Linked DNA regions of Mus musculus: region 1 is linked to region 2. A link is a loop called in an ENCODE intact Hi-C map of the cell type or tissue named here. Cell type or tissue: left cerebral cortex. All regions are shown on one strand. Each heading gives the region's core, and the rest is flanking DNA. Links, peaks and the distances in the headings are about the cores only. Region 1 holds the start of Myh10 (myosin, heavy polypeptide 10, non-muscle). Region 2 overlaps Pik3r5 (phosphoinositide-3-kinase regulatory subunit 5).

The links. Peaks named below come from ENCODE experiments on the same cell type or tissue, not always from the same donor. Only the 100,000 strongest peaks of a DNase experiment are listed, where the experiment ranks them.
Region 1: a loop joins it to region 2, with 2.3 times the contacts of the local background. A loop is called at or near these places in 1 of 42 quality-filtered maps.

The regions. Positions count from the first base shown.
Region 1 is chr11:68,687,388-68,695,722 of GRCm38, forward strand. It overlaps Myh10 (myosin, heavy polypeptide 10, non-muscle), which reads left to right and starts at 4,528. Exons shown (of 41, transcript NM_175260.2): 1 at 4,528-4,795. In left cerebral cortex, for the core only: CTCF peaks have their summits at 4,114 and 4,724; DNase peaks (open chromatin) are centred at 3,112, 4,130, 4,477, 5,359 and 4 more places; H3K4me3 peaks cover 3,883 bases; H3K27ac peaks cover 3,253 bases.
Region 2 is chr11:68,481,904-68,490,238 of GRCm38, forward strand. Pik3r5 (phosphoinositide-3-kinase regulatory subunit 5) reads left to right here. Exons shown (of 19, transcript NM_177320.2): 6 at 4,648-4,717. Among named protein-coding and RNA genes, the nearest start is that of Pik3r6, 17 kb to the right of the region's middle. In left cerebral cortex, for the core only: CTCF peaks have their summits at 3,547 (motif pointing right) and 4,383; DNase peaks (open chromatin) are centred at 3,543 and 4,407.

The DNA.
Region 1 (8,335 bases), core at 158-8,157, 210 kb after region 2:
TTCTGAGTTCGAGGCCAGCCTGGTCTACAGAGTGAGTTCCAGGACAGTCAGGGCTATACAGAGAAACCCTGTCTCCCTGTCTCGAAAAAACAAAAAAAAAAAAAAGAGTTTTAGATCTTCCGAGTGGGGCAGGGGGAAAGTGCACACAAAATCCACACATAATTTCAGAACCCTTAGAATCCTGTAGGTTTCCCTGTTTGTATTCAAGATTAAAAAACAAAAAACAAACTTCTATTACAGTTGCTTATCAATTTTTTTCTCCTGTATTTCCCACTGGATTGTAGGGACTATGTCTGTGAAACCACTGTTGTCTCTTCAGTACTTGGCACAGGCGGTAGGCACAAAAGATAGTCCGTAAGCATTTGTCATGGGTGTAGCTTGCAATATTAAGGCCAACGACTATCAAGTCTGCCTTTTCTTTCTGATCTATTTTCTTAGTGGTGGAACTTGACCCAGGGTCTCATACATTCCAAGCACACTCTGAACTCTACTCCCATGCCCAGGCTGGCCTCAAACTCACAGAGATCTGCCTGTCTTTGTCTGTGTGTCTTATAGACTCCTCCTCCCCAGCCCAAACTGTCTATTACTTCACTGCTATCACAGAGTCAACTCAATTCAAAAATACCTTTCTCATGTCCCTAGGATGATCTGGCCTGGATCCCCTGCTCTTCCCCAGCAAGTAACCAAGGGCCTGGAAACTGAGAAGCTTAGATTGATGAGGGCTGAGATGATGCAGCTCAGCGGAAGAGCACTCATTTAACAGAGTCAAGGCTCTCAGTTTGATCTCAACACTGAAAAAGAAAAACAAAACAAGTAAACAGTACAGTCACAACCAGACAGGAGAAAGTTAGGACAGGAGTAAGACGGCGGGGAGGGTGGTGGCCAGGGCATCCCAAGAAATATGTGCATTGTCTAAAAATCAGTGATAATCAAGAAACCAATCTGGTTTCTGATTTCCAGATCTCCCCATTTTTTAAAAAGAATTATTTGTTTATTTTATACAAGTACACTGTAGCTGTCTTCAACCACACCAGAGGAGGGCATCCGATTCCATTGCAGATGGTTGTGAGCCACCATGTGGTTGCTGGGAATTGAACTCAGGACCTCTGGAAGAGCAGTCAGTGCTCCAGCCCCCAGATCTTCCCATTTTAAAAGAAATTCTGGAAGTCTAGGTTTTTATGTGCTAGCTTTTTTTTTTTAATAGCTTTATTGAGATATGTTTACATACTTATATAATTCAGAGTATACAATTTAATGGGTTGGGTTGGGAAGGGGGAGGAATGTTTTTTTAGTACGTTTACCAGGTTGTACAACCAGTACCATAAGTCAGTTTAGAGCCTTTTTATTACCCAATTAGATCTCTTATGTTCGTTTGTTGGTGAATCCTGGGTTGTCTCTTCTTCAGGACTCCAGATGTCACCCCAGGCAAGTGCCATATTACTCTCTCTCTCTCTCTAGCTTTGCCTTTTATGGGCATTTCATACAGATGGGATGGTTCAGGTATGTGCTATTGTGTCTGGGTTTTTTCAAGTGAGCGTAAGGTTTTCAAGGTTCCTCCATGTTGCATGCATCTACCACTTATTTGTATCCATATCTTCTGACTATTATAAATGATGCGGTGTGAACATTTCTGTGTACTTTTTTTTTTGTATGCACATAGGATCTCCCCAAAACCCTGACTTTTAAAAAAGATACCCAAGGCTATAATTGTGAGATTGTATGGTAAATTTATATTTAACCTCTTCTTTTTTTATTATTATTATGGACTAAAGCACACAACACGTTTAACTTTTAAAGAAAAGGCTTATTTTCCAACGTGGCTGTAGTGTCTTACATTCCTGTCTTACTGCAAAGTTCCTGTTTCCCCGGGTCCTCACTGGGTCTTCCGTGGCTCTTACTCTTTCATTGGCACCAAGTGGGTGTAAAGTGAGATCTCATTGTGCTTTCAATTCACAGTTCCCTAATGACTACCAATATTGGGTAGTTCTTAATTTTCAAATGTTGGAATTCATTTCCTCCCCCCCCCCCTCAAAAAAGCTGCCTGTCAGTCTTGCACACACAAAACAAAACAAGCTCACATGCTCAACTGCCCTGAGGGAAGGAGTTTGGACTTCTGACCCAGTCCCTGCCAAACAATGGACTGTGAACTTTTGCTTTTAGAAGTAGAAACAGCCTACGTCACCAGCTAATATTACTACAGACAAAGACAAGGGTTTCCTTTCCTTCTTCATAGTGAACTTGTACAATAGAAAAAAAGCAGTTTTCTACCTATTAATCCATGATGTCACTATTTTTATACAGTAACTCACCCAGTCAACATATTCATTCAATAAGTGAATCCTTCCAGGATACAGCTATAGCTTCCTTTTAGAGAGGAGATAATTTGTCAAATATTAATATACAGTATATAGAGTTTGTAGGTATAGTGGCAGAGCTGCATTCAGAGCCTGATTCTAAACCCTATGTTCCCTTTGTTCTGGTGAGGGCTAGAATTGGAGAAGCCTGTGGGGGCATGGATGGCGGGAGACTGGGGGTTGGGGTGGGGCTACGTGTGAAGATGAGGGAGAAGAAGGAAGCAAAGAGGCAGATCAAGGGAACTTAGGAAGAACTCTTAAGTGGCGGGCTGAAGCATGGGTGGGCAGGAGAGAGACTTGGAGCCTGTTACTCTTTTAATTCTCCTCCCATCCAGGCAGACATGTATGGACATTTTACTCTGCAGATCCTGTTTGATCCCAGAAGAAAAGTGGGACCAGGCCCGATGGGTACTTGGATGGGAGATAACTGGCGGATGAAAACCTGGAAGAGACCCCAGAGCTAGAAATGCGCTTGGGGACAGTTTGCTATTGAGTTCTCATCAAGACAAATGTCCGTGTGAGTTTTAGTTCTGGTGAACTTCTTGTTCTCTCTCTCTAATGGTCCCCTGAGTTTGTTGTAAAATTATGAGGTTTCAAATTATGAGAAACCACGGATCTGATGGCTTATTTGAGCCGTTTGTATGGATGCTCTGAGCATGGAATATAGCATTTAGAAATGACTTCATTGGGTAACAAAGCTTAGAGTCATGCCTTTGAGATGGCTGAGTCTTTTCTAAATCCGGAAACGTTTATAAGAGGGCTATCATTGACACGTTATACTAACTTATACTTCCTCGGTAGACTTCACAAGGATAGAACTCTTCATGTAGTGCCAAAGTCACAAGACACCTGGAAGGGGGCAGCCACCCTAGTGGGCATGTGGGGTTGGAGACCAGATGCACCTGGACAAAGGACAAAGAATTCTCACTTCCCCCGGAAGGGCTCTGCATTCAGCTGCCTTGGAGATTTCTCTGAATTCCACCAACCCTTTCTTATCACTTCCTGCCTTGTTTTCATTTTTTTTCTCACTTTAAAAAAAAAAATCAGTCTAGAAGTTTCTCAGGCATTTACAAAGTATCCATTAAAACACACACATATATACAATACTAAATACATAAAATCCTGAGGCAGTTTTAAAATAAAGTATTTTATATTTATCTTTTTATAAGAACAATAATCCATTTGGCTCTTGTGATTTTTTTACTTTATTATATTTATACATGTATAATTAAGAGTTGACTAGATTCTGCAGACATTTCATTACATTTTTTTTTTAACTTCAATTTTCCAGTTTCCTTATTTTGGAAGCCCACTCCCACCTGAGGTCCATGAACCTTTCTAAGGCACTTGAACCACTGGTTCTTTAGCCCTAGGGGCTATGACAACAGCACAGGAATCCTGCAAGCCCTACCCAGTTCCTCTTCCATAGAGAGCTGGAATGAATGAGTGAGTGAACAAATGAAGTCGCTCTCTGGTCTTCTCTGCCAGGCCCGTTTGCTTCTCGTATTTTTGGAATCTCAGCCCTGCCTAAGAGGCAGAGCAAGCAAACATCCAACTGCGGCGGGTCACGAGAGGAAGGAAGCATCAGTAAGGGGGGACTCCGGCCGCCACAGGGTTGCAGCCCGGTCAGGACAGAGCTTTAGCGCCCAGCCCGAGAGGCTCCCCTCCCCCACTGCAGGTGAGCCGCAAGCAGCGGCTCCCACCCACTGAAGCTCCAGGGTGACGTCAGGCCTCAGGACCGCGCTCCGGCCCCGCCCCTGCAGGCAGCTCCGGGAGCTGGCGATTCCTCGGCGAAAGCCGGTCCCGCTGAGGGACCCAGTGGCTGCGGCAAGCCTACGGGCCGCAGAACGCTCGAGTGGGTTGCAGCGGCGGCCCGACGCAATAGAGAGACGTGACCAGTGGGAGCTGGTGACTTGTGCTGCGGTACACCTGCCCCACTGTCCACCCAGCCCTGACTAGCGCAGCGCGCACACCCCAACAAGATCGGCGATCTCTGCCTCGCGGGATCGCCAGGCTCCTAGTTTCAGCTGTCCATCTCCCTCCAGAGTCAGCCAATCACCCGCCACTGCCCCGGCCGCACCTCCCGGAGTCTCTGACAGGCGTGAGTAGCAGCCTATGAGATTGGGAGTCTGTGGGTCTAGGTCGGGAGCGGGAGCCAATGAGCATCATTCCAGGTGGGTGGAGGGAGCGGGACTTGGGAAGGTAGCTTCGTTCGGGTTGCTAACGTCTTTCCTGGGAGATGGGCGCGCAAACCGACCAGTGGGTCTGGGGGCGGCAGTGATGGGCGTGGAGATGGCCCAATGAGGGTGGGAGTGGGTGGGGCAGGCGCGAGCAGCAGTGCTAAAGGAGCCCGGCGGAGGCAGCGGTGGGTTTGGAATTGAGACGCTGGATCTGTGGTCGCTGCTGGGGACGTGTGCCGGCGCCACCATCTTCGGCTGAAGGTGAGACGAGCAGTTGCCCGGGTCCGAGTGCGGCGTTCCGGGAGTGGGGACGGTTGAGGGAACAGGAGGGGAGGAACCGGGGCTGGGGAACTGGGCGAGCCTGGAGCACAGAGACGGAGCCCAGGCGGGAGCTGGGAAAGGGAGACTGGGCAGTGGAGAGCGGAGCTTGTGGAGATGACGAGACCCCAGTGTATGGAGATGAAGAGACCCCTGGAGGGGTGGGAAATGGGGTCCTTGAGAATGAGACCTCTTCATGGATCAGGGCCAGGTCATACGTGAGGACGACTCTTGAAAGGGATGAGAATGGAGATCTGGGGATGGGGATGTAGGGACCAACTCCTGGTTGCATTGGATCCCTGGAAGCGTGGGGTTGGGAGGTGAGTGCCCTAATAAGAGGCCGGAGGCGCCCGGCGTGTCTATCTCCTTTTAGGAGAGGACTGAGTCCTGGGATGTGATCTTGGTGCTGGGGGCCCAGGAAGGAAAGGGGACCCTGGGTGGGTTGCACCGTGGGTTAGGTGGAGTTAGATTTCCCCGGGTGCGACTGAAAGGTTCTCCGAAGACTCAGAAGGCGGACCCTGGATCTGTGCGGTTTAGGGACCAGTGGCCTGAAACTGCATGGTCTTGGGAGCATGCGACGGATGAGAGGCTCCAGAGCTGGTCTCGGGAAGGAGGGCTGGAGCTAGACCTCATGCCACGCTCGCTGGGGACCGTGGTGGACCGGGAGGTGGACACCGGGCGAGGCCTGGGCCGTTGGGGAGAACGAGGCGGGAAATGTGGCCCGGGCGCGTTGTAGCGGAGCGGCCGGGGGGAGGGTCAGCCGTCGCCTCTGGATCGCTTTATTGTGTAAGTGATCTGGTAATGGCTCGCCGCAGAATCTCTCCCTAGCCTTCTGTAGTTAGGGTGTCATACTCTGATCCTATAAAATCGAAGTGGATTTGGGTCGGAGGGAAGTTGAAGCTGTGGAGTCCTTGGCGTTGGCGGGGCTTTGTGGGCCTTTGGTGGGCGGATGCGGCCCAGGGACCCGAGAGGCCCCCAGTCAGGCCTCTCTGGGAACTGGGGCCTTAGGAGGTGGCCAGTCGGTGCGTCTGACCTGAACTGGTGAGGTTTGGGTAACGGGGTCTCTGCCTACGACCGTTATCTCTTGTTTCTTGGGGCCTCTGCAGCTCTCTTCAAGATCACTGCGGTGGATGGAAGGGGGTGGGGTAGATTGGGGTGGGGTAAGGGAAAAGCAGGCGGAGTAGATCCAGACTGCGGATGGAACAAAGACTGCTGTTTTTGCTGAATAAAATAATACTAAATATAATACTTTAGCTATGCTAAGATTTTGATTTTATTTTTTTCAAACATTGAAACTAAGGATGGTTTGGGTGAGGTTTAATTATTCCTGATAGTATCTGACTCTGGAAAACTTTATAATCTATTCATTGTTCCATCTCCTATATTAATCTGCCTCAATTAACTATTCTTGTAGCCCCGTGCATTTGATGTTTAAGTATGCCCTGTCTGTCTCCGGTTTTGGAAAAGTGGCCATTTTATGTATCTCTTTACTTCTGCATCTTAAATTCCGTTCTTCCCGTCCTTATCGGCAGAAAGCATATGGTGCAATTGTGTGATATACCACACGCTTTTGCGGCAAAAGGAGGTGACCTGTGAGTGCTGGGCTATGTATTGGGGCTCCGTAGGGAAATCATGACAATGAAGAGACTGGATAGAGAGGGAGATGGAGGAGAATTTGAAGGGCACGTTGTAGGGTGAAAGACTCTCCCCTTCAGCGTTTGATGTACATTGTTATCACACATGAGAAATTAAATCCCTGCTTTGAGATCCAAGTTTTGGAAGTATTTTACTAATGGAAGCTAGTGCAGGGCTTCATAGCAATCTTGCTTTTTGCATTAGTGATTGTTTGGTTAAGTAGAATTTTGATAAATGGAGAGATGTGTGCAGTCCTGTAATGCCAGTGGCCTCGGTGGTAGATAGCAATTTCACAGACTGGGGCAGTTCTCATTTAGTTCATCCGTTTTGGAAGCATCCTCTAAGATGGATAATTTGTCACTATTTCGTTTGCTTTTCTATATTCGTTGGTCATAAAATTGAATTGTTTTCATCTGCCCACACCTACCTTGGGTGTTGGGAGGCAGCTGAGAATTTTGCTAGGGGGCATTTCATTGGAAGTAAAAAATGACCTGGGTGGATGTCCCAGGGGTGGTCCTCTACAGCCTATGTAAGGGATGGGAACTTTAGCTCTATAGGAGGCAAATTCATATAGACACTGATTAATGATTTAATTATGACTAGTTATTTCGGTGGCACCAGCACTTCCAGACCTTCTGCATGTCTGTCTATTACAGACATTCCTTCCCCCCCCCCCCACTTCTTTCTTAAATGTAGGCATTCTCCTTCAAAGTATAAAGTCTTTGCCAGACTGTACTAATGTGCCCATTGACTAAACCTATAATCTTTAACTCGTTATTGATAGACAGGCTATTTAAATTTGATAGCATGGTATGGATACTACCTGTCCTCTGAAATTTCTTCCCTTACCAGTCCACTTTTGTTGTTTTAGCTTGGTCTCTGGGCTTAGGAGGACCACCTCTGCTACTTGTGACCTCTGCTGTGTGACCTTGGGCAAGTTATTTGTCTATTTTCAGAATTCTTCATTTGTAAAACAGAGTTATTAATGGAAGCTATCTTGTGCCCCTCTTGTGCAGATTAAGACCTTGATATACATGCATATATATAGAACAGTTTCTGGATGTAATTAGGGATGTATAACAAGATTATTTGTTTTAAAAAAAACTGTGGTATTACCCTTTCAGCAAGGCAAAATATTTGCAAGTGGTACATGTTAAATACCATTGTAAAATCAGATCTAATACCAAATGTGCAGTGGAGTGAAAAAATACAATGTACTTGGCAAACAAGCAGAGAAACTAAGGAAAACATCTTTACTGACCTTATGAACTCTATGAATTAAGCAGCTCCAGGAGCACAACCTACCTGCTAAGTAAGCCTTGTGGTGCCCTGCTAGGTAGGTCGAGGAGTTGGCCAGAAGGGCGGGCAGCAAGGAGAGTTAGGAGAAGGAAGGATTGAATTGCCAGACTGACCTGGAAAGAAGGCGTGAAAGGGTAGCATTTGGGTCAGGAGGGAAGGCTTTTGGTTGTGGGAAGTTGAAGTGAATTATAAAGATGGGGGCCATTTATATCAGGTAGGTCTGGATTCTTTGCCCTGTACCAGGGACCAGGCTAACTGACCAACACCACACAGCGAGGAACAGGTAACTGTCCCCATAGGGTTTAGTGCAAAAATGTGGATGTATTAAAAATACAAATAATTTGTAATCTACTACTCAACTCTTAGACCCAAAGAATTGACTCCATTTAAAAAATAGATGAAGTTGGGCATGGGGGCACACAGCTGCCATCTTAGAATTTGGGAGGTGGAAATAGAAACTTTAGGAGTTCAAAACCAGCCTCACCTACACACTGACTTCTAAGGCAGCTGCCTGGGACTCAAAAGCCAAAAAGGTGTGTGTGTATTATC
Region 2 (8,335 bases), core at 265-8,264:
GCGGCGGAGAATCACTTCCAAATAGCTCAAAGTCTCCCACAGCTCTATACTGAGCCTGTATTGAAGTTAGAGTCCATTCATTACTAAGCAGTAGCAAGGTAGAGCTGGCTTCAAGAAAGGCAGAGAAGTATCTAGGCATGGTGGTGCATGCCTTTGACCCCAGTGCTTGGGAAGCTGAGGCAGGTGGATCTCTTTAAACTCAAGGCCAGCCTGGTCAACACATTGAGTTCCAGGATAACCAGAGCTGCATTGTGAGACCCTGTCTCAAAAAAAAAAAAAAAAAAAAAAAAAAAAAAAAAAAAAAGCAGAAGAAATGGATGTAAATTTCTCACATAAGCTAGAATAAAATTCAAACTGAGGGCATGAGGTGCAAACTGACAAGATTAGGTAGAAACTAAAAGACATTAGAGGCAAACTGAGCTGGCATCATTCAGACACTTCTAATGGGGCCAGAGCTTTGGGCATGACTTTTTCTATGGAACAACAACAGCAACAACACAAAAGCTTGTGACTTTCCTCACTCCGTAGGTAGGTAATTTCACAGAAGATACGCTCTAGTCCTCAGCAAGTAGTGGGTTAAAGTTACCCTCTTCTACGTGACCAGCAGGTAGGCTTATTGGAGAGCATCTTAGTGGGGTTTTTGGTGGGACTTACTTCTGCATGACCCCCTTCCATCTGTAGTGAGCCTGGCCAAGAGAAGCTGTAGGAGAAGGCTGGAACAGAGGCCAGGGAACTTGAGCCATTGAAGGAGAACCAAAGAGCTCTGTGGTTCCTTTAGCTTCATGCCAGGCCATTGATTCCAAATCCTGGGTCAGAGTCTGACACTCATTGGCTGGGAGGCCCTTTGATAGGACACGGAGCGTACATAAGCCTCAGTTTCCCCATCTGAACAATAGGAGCACAGTGTAGCCTCTCTCTGTCTGTCTGTCTTTGTCTCTCTGTCTCTCTGTCTGTTTCTCTGTCTCTCTGTCTCTCCCTCTGTCTCTGTCTGTCTGTCTCTGTCTCTGTCTCTCTGTCTCTGTCTCTGTCTGTCTCTGTCTCTGTCTGTCTCTCTGTCTGTCTCTCTCTCTGTCTCTGTCTCTCTGTCTCTCTCTGTCTGTCTGTCTGTCTCTCTCTGTCTCTGTCTCTCTGTCTCTCTCTGTCTCTGTCTCTCTGTCTCTGTCTCTCTGTCTATCTGTCTCTCTCTCTCTGTCTCTCTCTGTCTCTCTCTCTCTGTCTCTCTGTCTGTCTGTTTGTCTCTCTCTCTGGGCCGTCTGGGAAGACAGGTGCTGATTCTATCGATTTCGATCTTGCAGGGGGCAGTAAGCACTGGGATGCTGATACTTTCAGAGATAGGTCCTGTCAAGTCAAAAAGATGACAAGGGACCTGGGGATCTGGGCCTCCCCCAGTAAAGTTTCAGAGACTCCGTTGCTATGAAAACAAGAGCTGGTAGTCTCCTTAAGTATGGAGGAAGTGGGCTGGTTATCAAAGTAGGGCCTTCCCTTTTTTCCTGACTCCACCCCCAGTGGCATCAACAACACCCCCTCCCCGAGAACAGCCCTTTGAGCTGCAGACCATGTGTTTATCGAATGTTGATTCTGTGCTCACATGGTGATACAGAATATCATACTTGCCTGCTAAGGACTGCTCTGCAATCCTGGTCGGTGGCACGGGCACTTTACATGTGAGGCATTCGGCAATTTTGAAAGCACACAAACCTCAAGGCTGTGTCTCAGCAGGCCACACGCAGTTCTACAGGGGGAGGAAATGATACAACACCCCCAACAGATGCATAAGTGAGAAATCTACTTCCCCTGTCCAAACAATACGGTCAAGTGTGGGAGAAGGGACATGGACTTTGTGTGACAAGGACCTCGGTTTTGGCACGTACTAGCTAGTGACCTTAGACAGGTTTCTCCATCAAAGCAGGACTTCTGCTGATAATAATGGTGCAGGTGTCATTATTGTGTGCTCACAATAAGGCAAGTGTGGGTCCCATGCTGCCTCAGAACAGCTCTTGGCGTAGTAACGAGCGTGCTCATTGTTTAGATAATGAAACCGGAGTTAGATGGAAAACCCACATCTACTTAATTCCAAAAGTCATGGTGAAGTCCTCTTCCATTTACTTGATGCCTTATTCCTACCAAGACAGGTGACCCCTATACTTGGGAGACCCCAATGTACTTCTTTGGAGGAACTTTCCCGTATAGGAAAAGTCTGATTCCTGTGTCAGTCGGTTCTAGTATGTTCCCAGGTCAGGCCCTAGCCCGTCGACAAACTTCATAAATCCCATAACCTCACAATAAGCAGTGGAGGCCATCACCAAGAGAGGTCAAAGGACACTGAGGGTTGTCCTCAGATTAGCTGTTTGATCAAATGGTTGTGTCTCTGCTTGGAATTGGGGGCGTCTTGACTGTTCAGACAAGCCATTAGCTCAAATCACAGCTTCCTCTGGGTCAGTGTGTGTCAGGTTGTCCTCCCGAATATTCCCCCTCCTGCTGCTTTCAAGTTAAGCAGACAAGTACAAGAGAGAACGACGGAAGCAGCCCCCACACTAAACTGTACCACAGCCCAAGATGAGGGGATGGCAATATCCCTACATGGAGACATAAGGAAAACACGACAGAGGGTAGTCCTCATTGTGAATGCCACAGAAGAGTAACTACAGGGACTGCAGTTGCCAACACTCTCCCAGAGTCAAAAGACACCTTATACAGCCAAGTGGCAAAAAGCTGGGCAGTTGGGCTTGGGGCCAGGACAAAAGATTGCAGCAGAATGCAGGGGGCTGGGTAGTCCGTAGCCTAGCATTTTGGAGAATTTACATGCAGGGACAGAGACTTCATGGCTTGGTGTGTGGCTGGCTGGCTGTCCATCCTAGATCAACAAAGGCCACAGGGAGCAGCCCCCACTCTAACTGCACCACATTGGGGGTGTGTAATTAGGGGCGAAGAACCCCTGGGGAGTGGGCTGCTGATTTTAAAAGCACTGAAGGAGCTGTTGCTCAGTGAGTAAAGCACTTACCATCTAAGTATGAAGACCTGAGCTCTGATTCCCAACACCAGGTAACTCTGGGCGGGAGTGACAGCCTGCCTGAAATCCCAGTGCTTGGAAAGCCAAACCCAGGGTGTGTCAAGGCAAGCTGCCTGGCGAGTCTAGCAGAACCAGCAAGCTCTGAGTTCAAGTGAGAGATCCTGGTTCCCTTTATAAGGTGGAGAACAATTGAGAAAGATAACATGTGCCAACCTCTGGCCCCCACATACACTGAATGCACATTCATACATACATATGGGGCCATAGACCTTCAGACAAGCATATACACATACATGTGCAAAATTAAGTAGAACTGGAGAAAATAGCTAGAGATTCAAGGCCTGGGATTCTACCCAGCAAAGCACACACACACACACACACACACACACACACACACACACACACACACACACGCAAATAAAGTCAAGAGAAGATTTGCTTATCTATGTTGCTTGCACGGGTGTGGTACAGGCAGAGGGTGTGGTGGGATTGAGTTTATCTTTGCAATGTATGTGAATGGCCACTAGATGGCATCCCAACTCCTAAGAGTAACAGCTACTATTTTAAGGATGCTATTAGCAAAGAAGACCTAACATTAGCGTCTGTGGCAATTATAGAAAGCCAACATCACACAAAAGGCCAACAATTAAACCAATTATGTCCCAAGTTAGAGGAACATGAATTGGTAATTTCCTGTCGTTTACCAAACAAAATTCATGGCCTTTGTGTTTACAGCTTTCTTGGTTTTCCTGCATCCACGGGGAATTCCCTCCAGCCACCCCAGCTCAGTCCCAGCCAGGGATGCCATGTGCCCAGAAGGGACTTCCTTGCGCCTATTTCTGAACATTGTTTCCTTTCGGTGTGTTTAAAGTCACAGGGGAGGAAGGGAGACAGGCTGGGGACTGTCAGAGAAAACAGGCACTAGGCAAGACTTAGGTCGCTAAGGTGAGAAGCCAGACAGAGAAGTGGAGAGTGGAACAGGGTGCTGCCTGGCCAACTGAGGCTGAGCATGGAGATTGATGGGTGCCTGGCACACACCCCTCCCCCACTGCAGGGAGACACCAGGCGTTAGTGACACTATGATCTAGGAACTAGTTGGCAGCCTCCTGGGCCTGCATTCTCCCTCTCATGAAGTTCTGTCTACCAGGAAGGCCAAGCTGGTGCATCGGAGGTGGGCCAGGGACTAAGCTATGAGCAGCCACAGAGTTGTCTCCTCTAGCTGTCTCTTCAGGGGGGACTGAGGACCAGGGTAAATGACCTGTCTGCCCAAGGCCAGGTGGGAAAACCCAGAATAGGACATGGGGGATCGAACAACACATCCCTTTGTCTCCTGCTGCCTGTTCCCAATCTAGGGACAGGACCTGGACAAAATGGTCAAGAAAAGACAGAGGGCAGCAGAGAGGCTCAGGATGGCTTTGAGGTGAAGATCGAAGTGTTACGGGTGAAGTGACCATTCCACAGAAGCAAAGCACTTAGCCAAGGGCCAAATAGCAACTGTCTTCCCAATGTTTGTCTGGAGCCTCCTGGGGCACTCCCAGCTTGATGGTTCAGAACCTGGCTTGTAAGAGGCCAGGGATGACATTGCCTGGGCCCTAAACCGACCTACCCTCTCCTCTTTGTTGTTTGTTGGTCCACAGGAATCTCCTACCAGCGGCTGGTGAGGGCTGAGCAGGGCCTGCCCGTCAGGAGCCACCGAAGTTCCACTGTGTGAGTGTTCTTGGGGGAGGGAGAAACAGGGGAAGGAGCTTCCACCCTTTCCCACCCCCTGCCTCCTGCACTCACCTAAAACCACACATTCTAGTCACCGACCAACGGGGAACCCCGGGAGCTGAGGCTGCTGCTGCTGCTGTGGTGTTTAGTGCCTGAATAACTCTTTCTAATCTTCCCTCAGATTCATGTTTTAATTTTTAATAAAGTGTTTTGTATGCATGTATATCTGTTCCCACAGAGGTTGGAAGAAGACATCAGAGGTCCTGGGACTGGAGTTGTAGATGGTTGTGAGCTGCCATGTGGGTGCTGGGAATCAAACCTGGGTCTTCTGGAAGAACAGCCAGTGCTCTTAACCACTGAGCCAGCTCAGCTCTCCAGTCCCATTCATCTCTCTCCAACCCCCTTCCTTCAGATTCTCAAATGGGTCGTCCAGCACACATGACTTTGTTTATATGTGAATTTCAGGTGGAGAAACTGGAGATGAGAGAGACAAAGTATGAGCATGAGCACACAGTTAGCAAGTGTCTGTCTGAGTCAGGATTTGAACCTTAGGCTTACTCAAGGACCCCTACCCTTTCCATGGTGTCTTTCTCCTGTTGCTAAAACAAAAGCTTTCTACGTTCTTTTTGATCTGGACTTATACTAAAAATATGCTTTAATGGGCATGGTGGCACACACCTGCAATTCTCACATGGAAGGCAGAAGATTGTGAGTTAAAGGCCAGTCTGAACTACATAGTAAAACCCTATTTTTTTTTAATTATTTGACAGTGTGGCATAGGTGTGGGGGCAGAGTTTCATGATAAAACCAACCCTATCACATATAATGAGTTCTGTACCGTCCTTACTTATTTGCCTATTCACTTAGTTATTACCCTAACAAAGACCAGCCTTGAACTCTTGTTCCCCTGCCTCCGTGTGTCAAGTGCTGGGATGGCAAACAAGAACCAGCCACTGTGTCTGAGTCCTGGGCTGTAGTGTGTATCTGTGTGTGTGTGTGTGTGTGTGTGTGTGTGTGTGTGTGTGTGATTGTTTAAAGAACTTTAGAGTGACAGGGTCTTACACCATAGCTCAGGCTAGCCCAAAGCTTACTGTGTAGCCCCATCCGGCTTGCATTTTGTGTGATTTCCCCTGCCTTAGTCTGCTGAGCGCTGAGGTTCCCGACATGAGTCCACACCCCTAGCCTTTTCCAGTCTGCAGCTGGAAAATCCCTAGAGAAGGGACCCACGGGGAGGACTGCCGGTCGTCTGAGTCTGAGTTGTCAGAAACCAGGGAGCCAAGACCTCATACACACACTCATGCCCATCACACCATTGAGCACCCGCTGCCTAGGTGCTTGAAACACTTCTAAGTTAAAAACGAGTCAACAAAAAAGCCTGTGGTGAAGGCTAAGAAACAGAAAAGACTTAGAAAGTTTAGGCAGTCAGTCCCCTTACCTTTCGTGGATACGGTCCAAGATACACAGTAGGCACCTATGGCTATGGATAGCATCAAACCCTCTCTACATGCCAAGAAATTTCACTTCAAAGAACTTTCGGTGTCTCCTTGGCATAGCCAAACAGGCCAGCGTGTGCCTTGATTAAATCATTGACCACAAACACTGTAGTGCCTGGATGGTTCATCTGGTCATTAGGTCACAGACAGGCCATGTATAGGGTGATGTACCAGTGAACGGACCTGTATTGCCTAAGGCTTAAGAGTTATGAAATATTTATTTCTGGGATTTTTTATTTTATATATTTGGAGCTCGCAGGCCACTGAGGCCTTGGATAAGGAGGGCTATGTGCAATAGTTTAGTAAAGTCAACAAGGGCTTTCCAGAGAGCTGAAGAGGTGAGTCACTGAACAACCGGCAGTGCCTTTTCATTGTGTACTGCAGCTCAGAGCATTATTCTCTTATCAAATTAAAATGTTTGGTCTTATTCTAAATATAGGGGTGTTTTGCCTGCATGTCTGTCTGTGCCGTGTTTGTGTTGCTGGTGCCTGCAGAGGTCAGAAGAGGGCGTCTGATCCCCTAGGACTGGGGCTGCAGATGGTTAGTGAGCCACCATATGAGCAGTCAGTGCTCATAACCACTGAACCATCTCTCTAGCCCCTCAGCACTATTCCAAGCATACACACACACACACACACGTATATGCATATATATATATATATATATGTATGTATGTATACACACACAGGTATATGCATATATATATGTATATACACACACGCAAATGCATATATATATATATATGTATACACACACACATATGGATTTATTTAAGCCCCATATTAACCCTGTGAGAGAGGGCTTTCTCCAATAAGGATACCGAAGAACCAAGATAAGAAGAATGCTCTCATCTTCATTGTGTACAGCAGAGAGATCAAGGTGGACAGGCCAAGGGCTCAGTTAGCCTTGTCTTGCATACGGTGTGGATCAGCACAGATCCATGGAAGGAATGACCAAGACTCTGCAGGGGCCCAGCCAGGCACCGTTCAAGATCCTGCCTCCTTTTAATTCTGAATAGGGAAATTAAAAAAATAATAGTAATTTAAAAACTCAGTCTCTCTGACAGATAGGGACAGCCCTGTCCTTGTGCTCTGAAGGCAGACCTGCAGAGCCTGGCAGGAACTCTACCTGCTCGACAATGCCTATTTGCCCTGAGGTCTGATGTGGGACTGTGAGAGTGAGGGAGGTTCTGACTGTTTCTGCTACAGCCTCCTGGGTCCTGAATCCCACAGAGTGGGGGTTAGCACAGAGAAGCGAGAGAGAAAGCTGCTTGTTGTCAACTGCCTCACACAGCTCTGGCTCCACTGATTCTCTTAGTATTTGAATGTGTTTGAAAGTCTCCATAACAAAGACATTTGAACCCTGACACCACAAGGGTCCCAGGTGGCCCAGCCCACACTGTCCCAGCCCCAGACTGGAGTGGAGGATAAGGGCCTGACTTGGGGCAGATGTCAGTCCCTCAGGCCACAGTAAATGACAACCCATGACAGGCTGCTCTCTCTCCCCTGAAAAATGATCAGTGAGCTTCAAGTTACCTTGGTGAACAGTGGTCCTTCTGTGAGTAACTCGTATCCATTCAGACTTCTCATGGGAATAAGTGATTATGTAAAAGTCAAGGCAGCCTCAGTAGACTAAGGGCAGAGAACTGTGGGCCACACTGGAATACGAAGAGTGACCCTGTCTTAACATAAAACTTCAGGAGAAATCCACGGTGAAAAGTCAGGCTCACACTTTTGTTGTTGTTTGTTTTGAGGAAGACTCTCTTACATTCCTAGCTGGCCTAGAAACTTCTATGAAACAAGGATTGCATTGAACTTCTAACTCTCTTGCCTCCCCCTCCCAAATGCTAGGATGATAGACGTGCATTCTCATACCAGGTTTATGTAGGGATCAAACCCAGAGCTTGTGCACTAACTGAGCTATACCCCCAGCTCCTTAAGATCAGTTAAAAAAAAACATTTCTTTTATTTTTAATTATTTATATGTGTAGGTGGGGGTGGAGGAGTTAGGTATGGGTTTGTGCAGAAGCCTGCAAGGGCCAGAGGTGGCTGACTTACAGGTAGTTGTGAACCACCATGTGGATGCTGAGAACTCAGGGTCTCTGCAGGAGCAGTGTATCTGA